2 separate regions of the Homo sapiens genome follow, and region 2 is linked to region 1. Evidence: chromatin loops called from intact Hi-C (ENCODE). Cell type or tissue: B cell. All regions are shown on one strand. Links, peaks and the distances in the headings refer to the core of each region. The heading gives the core; the rest is flanking DNA.

Evidence for each region. Peaks named below come from ENCODE experiments on the same cell type or tissue, not always from the same donor. Only the 100,000 strongest peaks of a DNase experiment are listed, where the experiment ranks them.
Region 2: a loop joins it to region 1, with 35 times the contacts of the local background. A loop is called at or near these places in 6 of 110 quality-filtered maps.

What each region holds. Positions count from the first base shown.
Region 1 is chr4:122,753,318-122,761,641 of GRCh38, reverse strand. No RefSeq gene overlaps it. Among named protein-coding and RNA genes, the nearest start is that of BBS12, 25 kb to the right of the region's middle. In B cell, for the core only: CTCF peaks have their summits at 3,279 and 3,479 (motif pointing left); a DNase peak (open chromatin) is centred at 3,481.
Region 2 is chr4:124,319,176-124,327,499 of GRCh38, reverse strand. No RefSeq gene overlaps it. Among named protein-coding and RNA genes, the nearest start is that of LINC02516, 240 kb to the left of the region's middle. In B cell, for the core only: CTCF peaks have their summits at 4,889 and 5,090 (motif pointing right); a DNase peak (open chromatin) is centred at 5,089.

The sequences.
Region 1 (8,324 bases), core at 2,269-4,768:
TTTTAGGGGGCACATTTAGACCATAGCACCCCACATCTATTTTCCCTTATTAACATCTTACATTAGTATAGTATACTTGTCACAATTAATGAACCAGTATTGATACATAATTTTAACTAAAGTCCATACTTTATTCTGATTTTCTTAGTTATCACTTGATGTTCCTTTTCTGTTCCACAATCCTATCCAGGGCACCATATATATTACCTTTAGTCCTTCTATCTCCTTGTGCTTCTCTTGGCTGTGACCATTTCTCATAATTTCCTTGTTTTTGATGGCATTGACTGTTTTAAGCAGTATTGGCCAGGTATTTTTGAGAATGCCATACACGAATAAACTTTTAAAGATATCTAATATAGTCCTATATTCAGTTAGTGCACAGGAAAAATGTAACTTAAAATAAATCTAGTATGGGCTGGGTGCGATGGCTCACGCCTGTAATCCCAGCACTTTGGGAGGCCAAGGCGGGTGGATCACCTAAGGTCAGGAGTTCGAGACCAGCCTGGACAACATGGTGAAACCCCCATCTCTACTAAAAATACAAAAAGTAGCCAGCCGTGGTGGCAGGCACCTGTAATCCCAGCTACTTGGGAGGCTGAGGCAGGAGAATCGCTTGAACCTGGGAGGCGGAGGTTGCAGTGAGCCGAGATCGTGCCATTGCACTCCAGCCTGGTGGACAAGAGTGAGACTTTGTCTGAAAATAACTAACTAACTATCTAAATAAATAAATAAATTCTAGTATGTAGGAAACTTTGGTTAAGGTAATTCTAGAAGGAAAAAAATCTTTTGGAAATGGCTTAAACTATTAAAATCAAGTCAAATAGGCTGAACAATTGGTCCTAGTTTTCATAGAGATATAATACTAGATAGAATAATTATGACTAGTAGTTGGAATTGTCATTTCAAAAACTTGAAACAACTTTCCAAATTGAACAGAAATTGAAATTATTTATATTCTTATGAGTTGTAATCTTTGTTGTTTTTAAATAGTAATAAAGTTAATATTATCTTGGGTTCTGTTTTAATTGATCACTGTTTATAAACATTTTTAAAAATTTTTTATTTTATTATTATTATACTTTAAGTTTTAGGGTACATGTGCACAACGTGCAGCTTTGTTACATATGTATACATGTGCCATGCTGGTGTGCTGCACCCATTAACTCGTCATTTAGCATTAGGTATAATAAACATTTTTATGTGTTGAAGTAAAATACATATTTGACATTAAAAATACTATGCAGTACTCATTTAATCATATTAATATATCTTATTTGTCTAAATGTCTCCCATTGTGGATTATTTGGGTTGCTTTCATTTTTTAATAATACGCCCATAAACATTTTTGTATAAGAATTATAAACATTTTTGTATAAGAACAATTTAAAATTGAACCAATTTTTATTTTTTCCAGCAAGGTATATAAATGCATGCTTTTCCACATGCCCACTAACACTGAGTTCTATCTTTTGTGTATTTTCACTAGGATGTAATGCTGCTGTAAAGTGTTTTGCTCTATACTGCTCCTATAGAGCAAAGTCGTGCATTTTCCCAAAATTTCTTGTGTAAATTGTTTTTCTTTATTTGTTATTAAATGGAATTTAAATGCCAAACTTATAGATAAAATTAGACACCCAGTAGGCCTGTTAATTAGGAAGGGCTGTGCTTTTTAGGAAAATGGCAGTTTGTGTGGAGGGTGAGTATAAGAACAGCTCCTCCTGAGACTAGGGATTATTTTCATTAAGGAAAAGGGAAAGAGAAGAGAAGAAAAGAAGGTATAAAAGCAAAAAAGGAGGGTGTAATGAGGAAACAGTAAAAGGTCACCACTCCACATTTTGAAAGTTGTCACCTCTATAACTTACTAACATTTTTAATAAAGTAAAAAGCCCAAGAAGTGCTTGATACAAAAGGTGGATTGGTTATAGTCACTAAGATTAGGGAAATAAAGGGTGATGACGGCAAAAAAAGTGGCAATAAAACACTGACGACAAAGAGAAGTAAAAAGGTGTGGGGTGGGGGTGTGTGTGTGTGAGAGAGAGAGAGAGAGAGAGAGAATGAGGCACAATAAAATTTTGAGGAGGGGAGTTACTGGATATAAGGTTTGGGTCAGGTATAACCTGGGATCAGGGAGAGCCCAGCTGAAACATATTTATATATATAAAATAGTAACCTTTTTATGGTGTGTCACATTTAGTTCTTCCTGTCATTTGATGGTGTTTTTATTCTTGTAATATGGAAATATGTATTTTGCATTTAATAACCTATTTTTTAAATAGCCACTAATTTATCTCGCCATCCACAAAAGGGATAAATATGTTATTCTGGTTTCTTTGAGTATTACATTGTATAGTCTAGTTTCTGGTAGATTCATATTTTATGTTCTATTTTTGAACCCATTGTAATTTACTGATATGGCTCTAGTGACAATAGATCTAAGTTAATTTGTTTCGATATAATTGAAAAAGTTATTTCATTCTCTATTGTACTACTCCAGTTTGTAATAAAATAAGTCATTATAATGGCTTGAATCAATAACTGACCAATTTTTGAAACCCCCATTTTTTTTTTTTTTTTGAGATAGTCTTCTGTTGCCCAGACTGGAATGTAGTGGCACAAACACAGCTCACTGCAGCCTCACCTTCCTGGGCTTAAGCGATCCCCTTGCCTCAGTCTCCTGAGTAGCTGGGACTACAAGCGTGCATTACCACACTGGGCTAATTTTTAAATTTTTTCTAGAGATGGGGTCTGTCAACATTGCCCAGGCTGGTCTCAAACTCTTGGGCTCAAGTGATCCTCCCGCCTTGGCCTCCCAAAGAGCTGGGATTACAGGTGTCAGCCACTGTGCCCTACCCCGTGTTATAAACATGGTATAATAAATTTTTGACAATAAATTTTATTTACTTAAAATTACATAAATTTTATGTTATGTATATTTTACCACATAATTACGTAAATTTTGTTGTTACATAAATTTATTATAACATTTATGATCTTAAACACTTTTAAGTGTGTAGTTCAGTAGCATTACATACATCCACACTGTTGTGCCCATAATAAAATTGTAAAGCCTGGCCTTACCATTATAATCTTTTAAGGAGCCATTATTTGTCATATTTCTCCCTTTCAAATGGGTTTCACTATCACTCAAAATCTGTCAGGGATATAATTTAGCAATAGGAATCATAGAATTTAGAGTAAAAAAGTATAAGAGGAGTGACCTTGTTCAACTTTGTCATTTACATGCGACATAACAGGCCAAGAGAAAATGAATCACTTTCCCAAGTCACCTTTAGTTAATAGCAGAGCCAGGACTCTGACCCTGGCCTATGCTGACTAGCTCCAAACATACAGTAATAAAAAAGAAACTGCCCAAAGAGTTCCTGTTACTTTTAATCCCTTACTTACAGATTTATGCTACTCCACACTACAATAATCTTTTATTTTGTGGATTTTAAAGCGGCAGGTCAAAATTTTCAAAGGGCATAGGAGTAGAAGTTTGCCACCTACAGGTCAAAAGAAAGAAGACATCTTTAGATTTTCAGAGCTTCAAAGTTTTAAAGAAGTGAGGTGAAAGTGTGTTTTAAAACACTTTTGAGAGTAGCTGTCAATATAACACAAGAAGATTTTTATAAAAAGAGATAGTGGCGTAATTCTCAGCACTTTTAGTGCAACAAGTTTCTACTATATTATTTTTTCAGTAATATATGGCACTAGGGTGGCAGAAAAAAATGATAAGAGTGTGGAACAGTATGAATCCATAATTAGAAAGAAATGAAAATGTTTCTCAGCAACTGAGAACTAATTTCTCTTTTTCTGCTGGCATTCTTCCTCCCTGCTAAGAAAAATCTGGATGGGCAATGAAAGCTCTGTAATGATGCTGGGACAAGTGTATAACCATTTAGAAAAAGTTCATTTACAGTCTTAACTCATAACCTCTGCCTACTAAAACAAATTCCAGTTAGATGAAATATTTCAATGTGAAAGGTAAGATAACAAAAGTACTAAAAAGTCTATATAGAAGATTGTAACAAAATCTTGGAATTGGGAAGACCTTTCTAAATCTAACACCAAAGGAAAGAAAATAGACATTTTACAAGTCTTTTTTTTTTTTTTTTTTTTTTTTTTTGAGACGGAGTCTCGTTGTTTCACCAGGCTGGAGTGCAGTGGCACGATCTCGGCTCACTGCAACCTCCAGCTCCCTGGGTTCAAGCGATTCTCCTGCCTCAGCCTTCTGACTAGTTGGGACTACAGGCACGCGCCACCACGCCCAGCTAATTTTTGTATTTTTAGTAGAGACGGGGTTTCACCATGTTGGCCAGGATGGTCTCCATCTCTTGACTTCGTGATCTGCCCGCCTCAGCCTCCCAAAGTGCTGGGATTACAGGCGTGAGCCACTACGCCCGGCCCAAATCTTTTTTTTAAAATAAAGAAAAGTCACTGTTTTGTCTCCCTTACTAATAATCAAAAAAAAGTTTAATTAAAATTAGATAGCATTTTTACTCAAATTGGTCCAAAAAAATGTTAATGATAATATTCAGTGTTGACAAGGGTTGGGGAAAAGACACGTTCATTTGCAGAGCCTTCTGGAGAACAATTTGGCAAAAATATATCGCAAAGGGCACAATCCACCTAACTGTAAATGGTGGTGCTGGCTTCTAGCCTAGGCTTTTTCCTTCACGTTTTGGGACTCCTTATACAAATCTACTGTTTGCCCAGTTTTGTTCCCAGGGGTCTCAGGGAGCATCTAACTTGGAAATAAGAATAATGAATTATACATGAATCTCAGGAAAATGTTTTTTTCCCCCATGAGTGAACATTGAAAACTCAAAGAAGATTATCAAATAATTCTTTCATAAACAAGGTAATTTGTGGTTTTTAAAATTCAAACCTGTAAGAAACTGGAATTTTCATCATTTCCTTAATGGACAGACTATTTAAATATTAATTCATGTGGGAGGATTGCTTGAGGCTGAAAGTTCAAGTCTGCAGTGAGTTGACTATGCCACTGTACTCTAGCCTGGTGCAACAGAGAAAGACTGTGTCTCTACAATAATAAAAATAAAAATAAAATATTAATTCACACCTCTCAAAAAATACATATATATCAGAAAAGCTTAAAAATGCCTAGCTACCTATTGACCCGTTATCCATTTCTAAGAATTTATCCAGAAGAAATAATCACAAATAATAGGAAAGATTCCATTAGAATCTATTTATGATACCCTTGTCCGTAATAGCTCCCAAGCTGGAATTGACCTAAATGTCTGATAGGATATTGGTTGAATAAATTATAGTAGGTTATTGCGCTGGAATGATATGATACCATTGAAACTATTTTACTAAACTCTAATAATATTAGGGGAATTTCTTGATATATTAATTGACAGAAGTAGATTATATGGCCGCATGTTTAGTATGACCCCACTTTGGATTGTAAAAAACACATCTACATCTACACACATAGAAGCAGCCTTGGAAAGCCATACCCCCAAATATTAATAATGGTAACCTTGACGTGTGGGGAAAATAACAGAATAAGAAGTTCCTCTAAAAATGTTCTTGAAGAATAATGGAAAGAATTAAAGGATGAATGTGTTCCAATGACAGTGTGAATAGGTGAAGAGGAAAAGGCAATCCATAGTTAAAGACAAAAAAAAAAAAAGAGACCTGACTCAGTATGTAAAAGTACTTAGGAAGAAAGGAGGTGCCAGCACATGCAATAAAATTCGTCGAGGATAAAGTCACATGCAAAGTAAAAGCTTGTACAACATGATCTAGGAGCCTAGAAGTAAACCACAAATAGCATGGGCAATTTGGCATGGCTGCTGCTTGCAAAATGTGAATTTTGTTATCCCAAGAGTCGATCTAAAACTGTGAATACATTTTCTAGTCTAAATAAAGATCTAAACTGTTTAAAAAGCTCCACAATAATATATGACTAAGTGGCCACGGGTGAAAACTCATTTAGAAATAACAAAGAAACTAGATTTTTAAAGAAAGAATCCTTTGAAAAGTATTTTGACGCTTTGAAAGTATTTCTTTAGAATGCATTACATTTTTTAAATTTTTTTACTCATAGACGGTAGAGCTAATTAAAATCAGTTTTTCACTTTTTATTGAATATATGCTCCTAGATTACTTTATCAAAGCAGAGTTCATATTCTGCCACATGCAGAATTTGCTCATGGAGAAGTCTTCAGGTTTTTTGATCATGTGCCCCAATACATGCATTTATATTTATAAATTAAATGCATCTGTCCTACTAAACTAATAGGATACATAAATTATATGTAATCAGAAACTCAAAAGAATGCAACCGTTTTTCTCTTATCTACCTATGACCTGGAAGCTCCCTCCTCACTTTGAGTTGTTGTCCCGCCTTTGCCTTGAGTTGTCTCACCTTTCTGAACTGAACCAATCAATATACATCTTATACATATTGACTGATGTCTCATGTCTCCCTAAAATGTATAAAACAAAGCTGTGTCCCTACCACCTTGGGCGCATGTCATCAGGACCTCCTGAAGCTGTGTCACAGGTGTGCTTCCTCAACCTTGGCAAAATAAACTTTCTAAATTAACTGAGACCTGTCTCAGATTTTCAGGGTTCACAGTTTGCAGCCTCCACAGGGCAAGTCTGAAATATGATTGATTAAAAACGCAGTGTGTATTTAATTATCTTAATTTCTGAATAAAGAATACACAACAGACGTCGTGAGCAAAGATCTTGCCTTACTGGTTAATGGTGTTCCTGAAGAGCATGTCTGACTAGTAGCTCTATCAGAGGACTCACTTGGCTTCAATTTCAGCCTCAACAAACAATATTCCTAGCTTCCCAGAGAGACTTTCTTACATGGGAGGACATTCTTGGCTCGGTTCATATGAGTATTCTGATCTTTTGGGTAGTTACATTACAAATATAAATATGAAATTAGCATCTTCTCTGTGAGTCTGGTTAACATGAGTTAGTTCTGATGATGATTATCTTCTGCTATTCAGATAAAGCTATGATCACAGGAAACTTGCCAGGGGACACCAGTGTCTAAGCACTGCCACCCTGTGGGACCCTTGACTCCTTTGACCCACCATTCCCTTTCCCTCACTAAATTGAGCCTTTTAGAGTAGAACAATGGCATGAACTCATGAGCCAAGAACTGCACCTAAACTTCATGGCTTTGAAATCCAGAGGGTGCTCTAATGTTTGAATGGTCCATCTTTAACATAGGAAAGTAGTTCTTTGAAAGGTTGTACATTTAAGTAATCATTTTAAACAATAAATGGTATAATGCAGATCTCTGTTATGGCATTTCAGGAGAGTTTGTGACAGAGGAAATTCCTCTACTGTGTTCCTGGGATTGAAACTTACCTCCATTACTGTGTTTTATGTGGAGTCTATTTATTCCTATATTTCTTGTAATTTAGTCCAAAGTGTTTCTTGGCAACATTCCCCCACAATTCTTTTGAGTTGTGTGAGTTCCCATTTCATAACCTGTTGTTTGCCATCTAATTTCTGATATCTTCTGATATCTTCTAATATCTGATATTTCTAATGTGCTATTCTTTCAAAAACATCAATCTAGATGATTTAACTCATTTACAAATATTAATTGTCATCAGCTGTGTGGCTGCATTTTTTTCTGGTGAGTTTCTGTTGCGTTTTCATTGTCTGTTAGAATATTTGGTCGGTGCGCTATGGTTTGAATGTTTTTGTCCTCTCCCAAAATTCATGTGTTGAAATTTTAATCCCCAATGCAACAGTGTTGAGAGGTGTTAATTAATGCTGTCATAAAACAACCTTGCTGGAGTGGGTTTGCTATCTCTTGCTCTTCCACCATGTGAAGAAGATACAGTAAGAAGGTCTGTACAAGACGCTGACACCTTGATCTTGGACTTCCCAGCTGACGGAAATGTGAGACAATAAATTTCTGTTCTTTATAATCCCCCAGTCTGTGGTATTCTGTTATTGCAGCACAAAAGGACCAAGATAGTCGTTTTAATCTTTTTTCCTTTTCTTTCTTTTTAACTTTTGTGGGTACATAGTAGGTATATATATTTGTGGGGTACATGAAATGTTTTGATACAGGCATGTAATGTGAGATAATCACATCATGGAGAATGGGGTATCCATTCCCTCAAGCATTTATCCTTTGTGTTACAAACAATCCAATTACACTTTTAGTTATTTTAATATATACAATTATTACTGAATAGTCACCCTGTTGTGTAACCAAATAGTATGTCTTATTCATTCTTTCTATTTTTTTTGTACCCAGTAACCACCGCCACCTCCCTACTACCCTTACCAGCCTCTGGTAACAATTCTAC
Region 2 (8,324 bases), core at 3,628-6,127, 1.6 Mb before region 1:
TCGTATTTCCTACTGCAAGAAAAAGTATCATGCCATTATTCCAATCCCATGGCTCTTTGGAAGTTGTCTGCATTGGAAACAATATAGCTCCTCATGCCACTACAGTTCCCTAATTCCATTTGGTTATTATTGGTTACATCATTAATCATGATGATGCACCATCCATAGTGCTATCCATGGATACTGGCTCCCACTGACTAAAAATTTGTTAGTCCACTTTATTGTCTATGCCCTCAAATGTAAGTGAATGTTAATTCATTTCTGGTCACATTAAATCTATTTTATAAAGTTTATAGCATAACTTAGAATAATATAATTATATCCATATTTTCTCTTGAATATTTTTGGCTATGATCACTACATTCTTTTTAAAAAATTATTTGTGTATTTATTTATTTAATTTTTATTTTACTTTAAGTTTCAGGAGACCTGTAGAATGTGCAGGTTTGTTACAAAGTCATATGTGTGCTGTGGTGGTTTGCTGCACCTATCAACCCATGATCTAGGTGGGGTTTTTTTTGTTTGTTTTATTTGTTAGTTTGTTTGTTTTATTCATTTTTTGAAATGGAGTTTCACCTTGTTGCCCAGGCTGGAGTGCAGTGGTGTGATCTCGGCTCACTGTAACCTCCATCTCCCAGGTTCAAGCAATTCTCGTGCCTCAGCCTCCTGAGTAGCTGGGATTACAGTTACGAACCACCACACCCAGCTAATTTTTGTATTTTTAATAGAGATGGTTGAGTAGAGTAGAGAGAGTAGAGCCATGTTGGTCAGGCTGGTCACAAACTCCTAACCTCCGGTGATCCACCCACCTCAGCCTACCAAAGTGCTGGGATTACAGGTGTGAGCCACAGAAGCCGGCCCAGTCATCTAGGTTTTAAGCCCTGCATGCATTAGCTATTTGTCCTGATGCTGTCGCTCCCCTTGCCCCTCCATGCTCTGAGAGGTCCCAGTGTGTGTTGTTCCCCTCCCTGTGTCCATGTGTTCTCATTGTTCAACTCCCACTTATGGGTGATCACTATTCTTAGAATGCGATCTGGTTCAATGTTGATTGTACCCCTGCCTCCTGTATCCCACCTTGTCTTTATTTGTGTTGCTATAACAAAACACCTAAGACTGGGAAATTTATAAACAACATATATTTATTTTCTCACAGTTGTAGAGGCTGGGAAGTCCAAGGTCATGGTGCCAACAGACTTGGTGTCTGGAGAGGGCTGCTCTCTGCTTCCAACATGGTGTCTTCTCGCAGTGTCATGTCCTCCTGACGGAAGGAATGCTGTGTCTCACATGGTGACAGGAATTGAAGGACAAAAATGGCTGAACACTTTGTGAAGCCTCATTTATAAATGTCTTAATCTCATTCGTGAGGACTCTACCCTCATGAAAACTTAATCACTTCCTAAAGGACTTGCCTCTTAATACTATCACATTATCAATTAAGTTTCAACACATGACTTGAGGGACATTCAGACCATAGTACTTCCCTAGTTAGGAGACTAAACAAAGACAGGAGCAAGAAGAGGAGTCTCATTTGCAGAAGAAATGTCTGTTTCTCACTTGGCATTGCATAAGACTTATCTGAGAGTGCCCAATGTCACACATCTATGGTAAGAAGAGAAGATACTGATCAGAAGGGCCTGGAGGCTTTATGAAGCAACAGTCTGAAAAGTCCTTGCAGGAAATAGGCAAGGCTATCCTGGAAGGACTCCTAGATACATGGCCTGGATACAGCAAGAGGTGAATGTCCTGGGTGCCTACAGCAGAGGCACACTTGGTAGTGTAGGCCTGCTATCAACCCTACACCCTTGAATCCTACAGACCATTGGCATGACAGCAGACAGATCACTGGCAGGCAAGATTTGATGGAAGAACCATGTATCCGCCGCAAACGCAAGACTCATCCGAGGAGCACTAGTAGCCTAGAGCCCTGAATTCATCCTGTGCCTGATGTGAAAGTCACCCAAAATCAACATTTCTGTACCATTCTGGTGGCCCAATCTCATATAATCACTTGAAAGGAATAGCACACTGACTAATCAAAGCCATCAGCTCATCAGCCACTGTTCCGGAATCGAGGTCCACCCATGGACTCCCAGAAGAACCCCTTAAGTATTAGTACTGGAACTCCTCTATGCACTTGATCCACATAAAGTACGTGTGTGTGGGCAGGGAGGGCTTGTAGAGGATCAGAAAGTGCCTTACAGGAGAGAAACAGAGACCAAGACTAGGGAACCCTTTCTGCTGGAGGGGCATCTAGACATTTTGAAGAAACACACGAAAGAATAGAGCCCCTGAGGTCACATCCAGATTTCAGTTTCTCTTCGGGAGTCTAAGAGACTGTTGTGAGCCCAGATTTTCACATTTTCTTCCTCTGGCTGAAATGGTTGGATTTAGACAGTGTGGAGGCAAACTTACTGTATGGATTAATAACTTTTGTGCAAGTAACAGATATTTGTCTAGCCTTCCTTAAGTCAAATAAGAATGTATCATAAGAGTGTAGAGATATCTAATAAAAATCCAAGGGCAGAAATATGGGTGGAGCACAGAAAAGAACTGGAACGAATGATTTAAAACTGTTCAGATATAGCTTTAGGTATTTCTCATCTCTACTCCTCTTTTGCATTTGTTTTCCTTTGTCCCTCTGCAGACTCTTTCTCTGCTCCTTTGTCCACATGGAAAAACATGGATCAAGCACAGTTTTCCAGTTTATATATTGGAGGTCCAGACTTTTGTAGCATTAGGTCCAAGTTGGAAGTGGTTCTAACTCTAAATTTCTGAAAAAGAGAGTCCGATTGGCTAAACATTGGTTAGTTGTCCACCTCTGGTTCAGTCAGCTGTTTCTAAGGGCAAGAGATGACATGGCAGGTTTATAACACCCAGGGCCACATTATTGTAAGACAATGGGAGGTTGTCACAGAGAAGTTTCTGGAGTCCCTCTTCTCACAGACTTTAGGCTTGCTCTACAAGGCCACCTGCCTTCCTGGTTCTCAGGTGGCTGGAAGTCTCTAGCCATGCCCAATGTATCTAGGTCATCACAACCATCTAAAGAACCCACTGTACTGTTGCAAGACCACAATTCCTCCAGCTTGTCTGTTCCATGAAATACCATTTATTTTCTTCCTTTCAAAAGGCTATAAATAGGAGAAAGTGGGGGGCTGTCTGTTAGCTCTCAAAAAGTATTATCTCCATTTCATAAATCAATGTGAATAGTTCCACTTTTATTTTTTATTCCTATTTATTATCAACCTCCCCTTTTTCCCCTCTAAGACTCTAGCACTAATCACTAATGAGCTAGATCAGAATTCAATCTGCCCTCACCTCTGGCCAGCCCAAGAATATTGTTCCCAAACTAAGGGTCCTTACCTTTTAGATCTCCCTCTTCCTGTAGGGGAACTATTTTCCTATCTGATATTCTGCAAAGTGTCCTAAACATGCTGGGAATGAATAGCACAATGGACTTGGCTATCAAAAGTTTTAAAATATCAAACTGCTATTCTTCCTGTTAATCTCTTCATTCCTTCTGATAGGATAGCTCTAGCAGGCCCATCAAAAACTGCCCAAGAGACAGGCCAGCGGCTCAACTGGCAGAGGTTACTAAGTTTGAACATTCACACAATAACTCTTTGTATGCTGTAATGAGGGGTGATGTGGCAGTCTTCTTTTCCATGCACTATTTTTTTCTTTTGTAATAGAATCTTTCTCTGCTTCTTTAAATTTGTATATCCACATATAACACTTCGGTAGGTAGGCAAAGTAAAGTTCCCTACTGTGGTCTCATGGTAATAATATTGTAAAACAATACAAACAAGAAATGGTTCTACCGTTTCTTCAGGTGGAGGTCTGAAATTTGCAGTGCTTTACTCCAGAACCATAACTTGATAAAATGCAGAGCTACTAGAGGAGCAGATCATCTTCCTAAAGTGCCTTGAAATTCAAGTCCTTTTTAATTGCCGAGAATTCATGTCACTTGTGTGACAAAGCTATAAACATGCATAATCATAAAAACACATTTTGACATCCTGAATAAAATCAATGCCATGTTATTGTTAATTTTTTAACAAACAGATGAGTTTTATTAATAATTTTAACAGTTCAGCCTATGTCTTAATCAATGTTTTCCTCCTAAAAAATTATTTTGCAAAACACATTGGAACATTTTCAACGGACGCTAGTAGAAATATGTCTCACATCATTCTGAAAGCTCAAATAGTATTTGTAAATTTCTTTTGTTTATCATCTACATCTTTTATACAATATCACACAAACATTTTAAAGTCAAGGCCTATGGCACGTACATCTTATGCATATACTCAAGCAGAAACATGAGAGACATCAAACTGGCCGGAGATTCACTTTGCTTGGTATTACATTAGTCTTTTGATAGTATTTCATTTTAACAAGGTAATGCAAACTTTTTGCATCCAGTTTATTGAAAGTTTTTCTTTAAACATGCTTTCTTTCCCACCAAAACCCAACAGCTCTGAGGTGAAGTTAAGGAAAACTGCCACTGCCAGACACCGCTCTCAGCAGCTGCAGAGCTGCCGAATTCTTCATAAATGCTGTGCTTTCTTTCATCACATGTTCTTCATCTTCCCTTTTCTTTCTCTTTCCAGACACTGAAATTTCTTCCAAAAGATATTTTCCGTCTTTGCCAAGCTTTCCATGTGTTAGAGAATAATTCCTTGAACCCTGGGGACTGGTTTTAAGCTTTAAAAATTTGCTAAGTAGTTTCTTTTTTATTTGTTCCCTCTTTTAAACAACTCGATACGGGCATCAATTTGTCTCCTTCCTCTCTCACTCTCGCTTTGTGATGTTCCATATGTGAAAACATTCATTAAGCACTGTAATTTTTTAGCTTCTGTTCTGTAATCCTCAAGTCCCACTTTTTCCAAGATTTCTGAAAATTATCTTATTTCATTCATGCATAAATCTTCACAGAATATGCTGAAAGCAATACAGAGAGCAGATGCTATTTGCTCAAGAAAAATGCAACATTTTGGTGAAATGTAATGCAACTTCCTTTGAAACCTTAAAAACAAATTTTTTTATTTCCCAATATATCCACTAGATGGCAGGGTAGACCTCCATTTTTGTGTCTACGAAAATGTGCTCTTTATGGCAAAGGATTACTTTTGTGTAGAGCATATTGTATTGCTCCGTTTGTTTTCATATTCTAGTCTTCTGATGCTCTCTAAAGTTATTACAAACAAGGACAACAAATGTGATCACCTATTGAGTATATGCTGTAACCAGACACCTTGCTAAGAATTGCCTTATGGTTATAGGCACATATACATTATTAAATAAATTATATTAGGACAAGTAATATATTTATTATATAAGAATGATGATAAGGCCAAGGAGAAATAAAATAATATTTCATAAAATGTTTCCATTTTATGAAATTGACAAAGCAATTTTAACTTTGACAGAAGATTCAGAAATGGCTACAAGCACTTTGATTGCTGTTTCTACTTAAAGGTAAAAGAATGTGCCAAACCAATATGTGGAGAGGGTAATGCTATTTCTGGGTCACATTAGCATTCAGCAGAACTTTGTATTCTCTTCATATGCAAAATGGTTACTTGGATTTTTAGAAATATGGCTTTTTAACAAGTTCGGTACTGCAAAATGTAATGCCTTGATTATATCTGTAAGTGATGGGAAGATGAACAATAGTTTGACTTTTCTGATAAATGGTGCTTAAATATTTTTTGAAGTTTCCAAAGCTGAAAACAGTTTATTATTTTTTAAAATAAAGTCCTGCCAGTGTTTCTTAGCATGTAATTCTAGACACTAAACCATACAAATACATGCCACTCCCCAATAGAGAGTAATTTACTAATTTCATTTAAATCTTAGCTCTAGTAGATTTAAAAGTGTGCCCTACGTAGTTCTGGGGATTCCACAGGCGGCCATGTGGGGTCTCCATAGGCAGTGGGAAGAAGGTCCAGGCTAAGCACTCTCTCCTTTCAGCAGGAGCATGAAGATATTCATCTCTTTCATATATATACTGCGTAACCCCTGTCATTTAAATAAAGAGTTCAGCTGGAGAAAGCACTTCTGCTGTGATTACACATAGGTCAAATGAAAGTTATTCAGTAAAGATTGAGTAAAGATTACTCACTCTAGAGTAAGGATTCTATTTTTGCCAGTGGGAAAGAAAAAAGACAGATTAATTTGGTAAAAATAAAATCAAATTTTTCTGCCAAAAAATTAAAACTCAATAGCAGTCATCATATAAAAAAGCAAACATTTAACTGGATTTGTTATGTTAACCAGTTGTTTTGTTGTCACAGCATGTGGCTATCAAATATCCTCATGACAAAGAAAACTAAGGAAAGCAAGAGATATAAGAAGCAGTCAAAAAATATACACTTATGATTGATAATGGGCCTGGTTCTGTAATAGGAGATTCAGAAGATGACTAACTTATACAAATACACCTGCTCATAGAGATGTATCGACATCCACCTATTCCATGTAATGAAAAAGACAACAGGTAAGTACTGGGGGCTGCAGGACATTGTCTTGAAGTTGACAGCTCCTTAATCCACATCTTTTAGGTTTTAAGTGTTTCTACTGTGCTTCTTTTACATAGTTCAGCTCAAGGGATGAGACAAATCAAGTCACTGCCATTATATTAAACAGAATGAGGTGGCAAGAAATGTACAAACAACATGCAGTAGAGTATGAATTGGCATAATTTTTTCAAAAAGGAAGAGATAGTAAATACCTTAACTTTGGGCCACTAATCAACATTGCTGTAATCGTATGAAAACATAATATGTAAACAAATGGGCTTGGCTATGTTCTCATAAAACTTTATTTACAAAAATAGGCAGACACAGAAGTTGGTCCTCAGGCTATAGTTTGCTGACATAGCTCTGGAGAATCAATTAACGAAAACATCAAGCCTGCTTGCCAGAACAATAATCAGAAAAAAGAAAGAAAACACATCCAAATTGGAAAAGAAGTAGAATTGTCTCTGCCTGCAGATGACATTACATTACATATAGAAAATCCTGAAATCCTAAATCATCCATCAAAAAATGTTAGAACTCATAAACATTTCAGGAAAGTTGGAGAATGTAAAATAAACATAAAACATTTACATTTCTGTATATTAACAATGACTGATGTGAAAAACAATTTAAGACTGGCAAAAATATAATCTTTATATTTAAGATTAGGATTGTATTTAAGAAAATAATCTCATTTATAGCATCAAGAAAATGAACTACTTGGGAATAAACTTAACTGAGGAGATAAAAGATCTATGCACGTAAAACAATGAAACATTGATGAAAGAAATTAAAGAAGATATAAATAAATGGAAAGATGTCCCATCTTTGTGGATTGGAAGAATTAATATTGTTAAAAAGCCCATAATACCCAAAGCAATCCACAGATTTAATGTAATCCTTATCAAAATTTTGAAAATATTTTTTATAGTTATAGAAAAAACATCATAAAATTCTTATGGAGCCGTAAACTATCTAGAATAGTCGAAGCAAGCTTGACCAAGAAGAACAAGGGTAGAGGCATCACACTTCCTGATTTGAAAATGTATTAGAAAGCTACAGTAATCAAAACAGTATAGTACTGGCATAAAAACTGACATACAAGTGGATAGAACAGAATAGAAAGCCTACAAATGAATCTACACATTTACAGTCAACTGATCTTTGACAAAGTTGCCAAAAATCTAGCTAATTAAAATAGCCATCACTTCACAGTTATCTTTTGTGTGTGGTAAGAACACTTAACCTTAGCAAATTTCAAGCATACAATACACTATCAACTATAATCACAATACTGCACATTAGATCTCCAGAATTTATTCATCCTGCATAACTGAAATTTTCTGCCCTTTGATAAACATGTGTCCATTTTCCCCAACCTCTAACCCTTGACAGTTATTATTCTACTTTCTGCTTCTAAATTTGACTTTTTTAGATTACACATATGAAATTAGGTAATGTTTGTCTTTCTGTGTGTGACTTATTTCACTTAATGCCCTGTAGTTTCATCCTTGTTGTCACGAATGACAAGATCGCCTTCTTTTTATGGCTGGATAATACATCGTGTGTATATCATATTTTTTTATCTATTTATCTATTGAGGGACACAGGTTGTTTTCATATCCTGAGTAATGTAACTAATGTTGTAATGGACATAGAAGTATAAATATCTTTTTGACATACTAATTTCATTTTCTTTTTTATATACCTAGAAATTGCATCGCAGGATCGTATGGTAGCACTATTTTTATTTTTATTTTTTCAACTTTTTCAGGAAGCTTCATTCTGTTTTCCATAATGGCT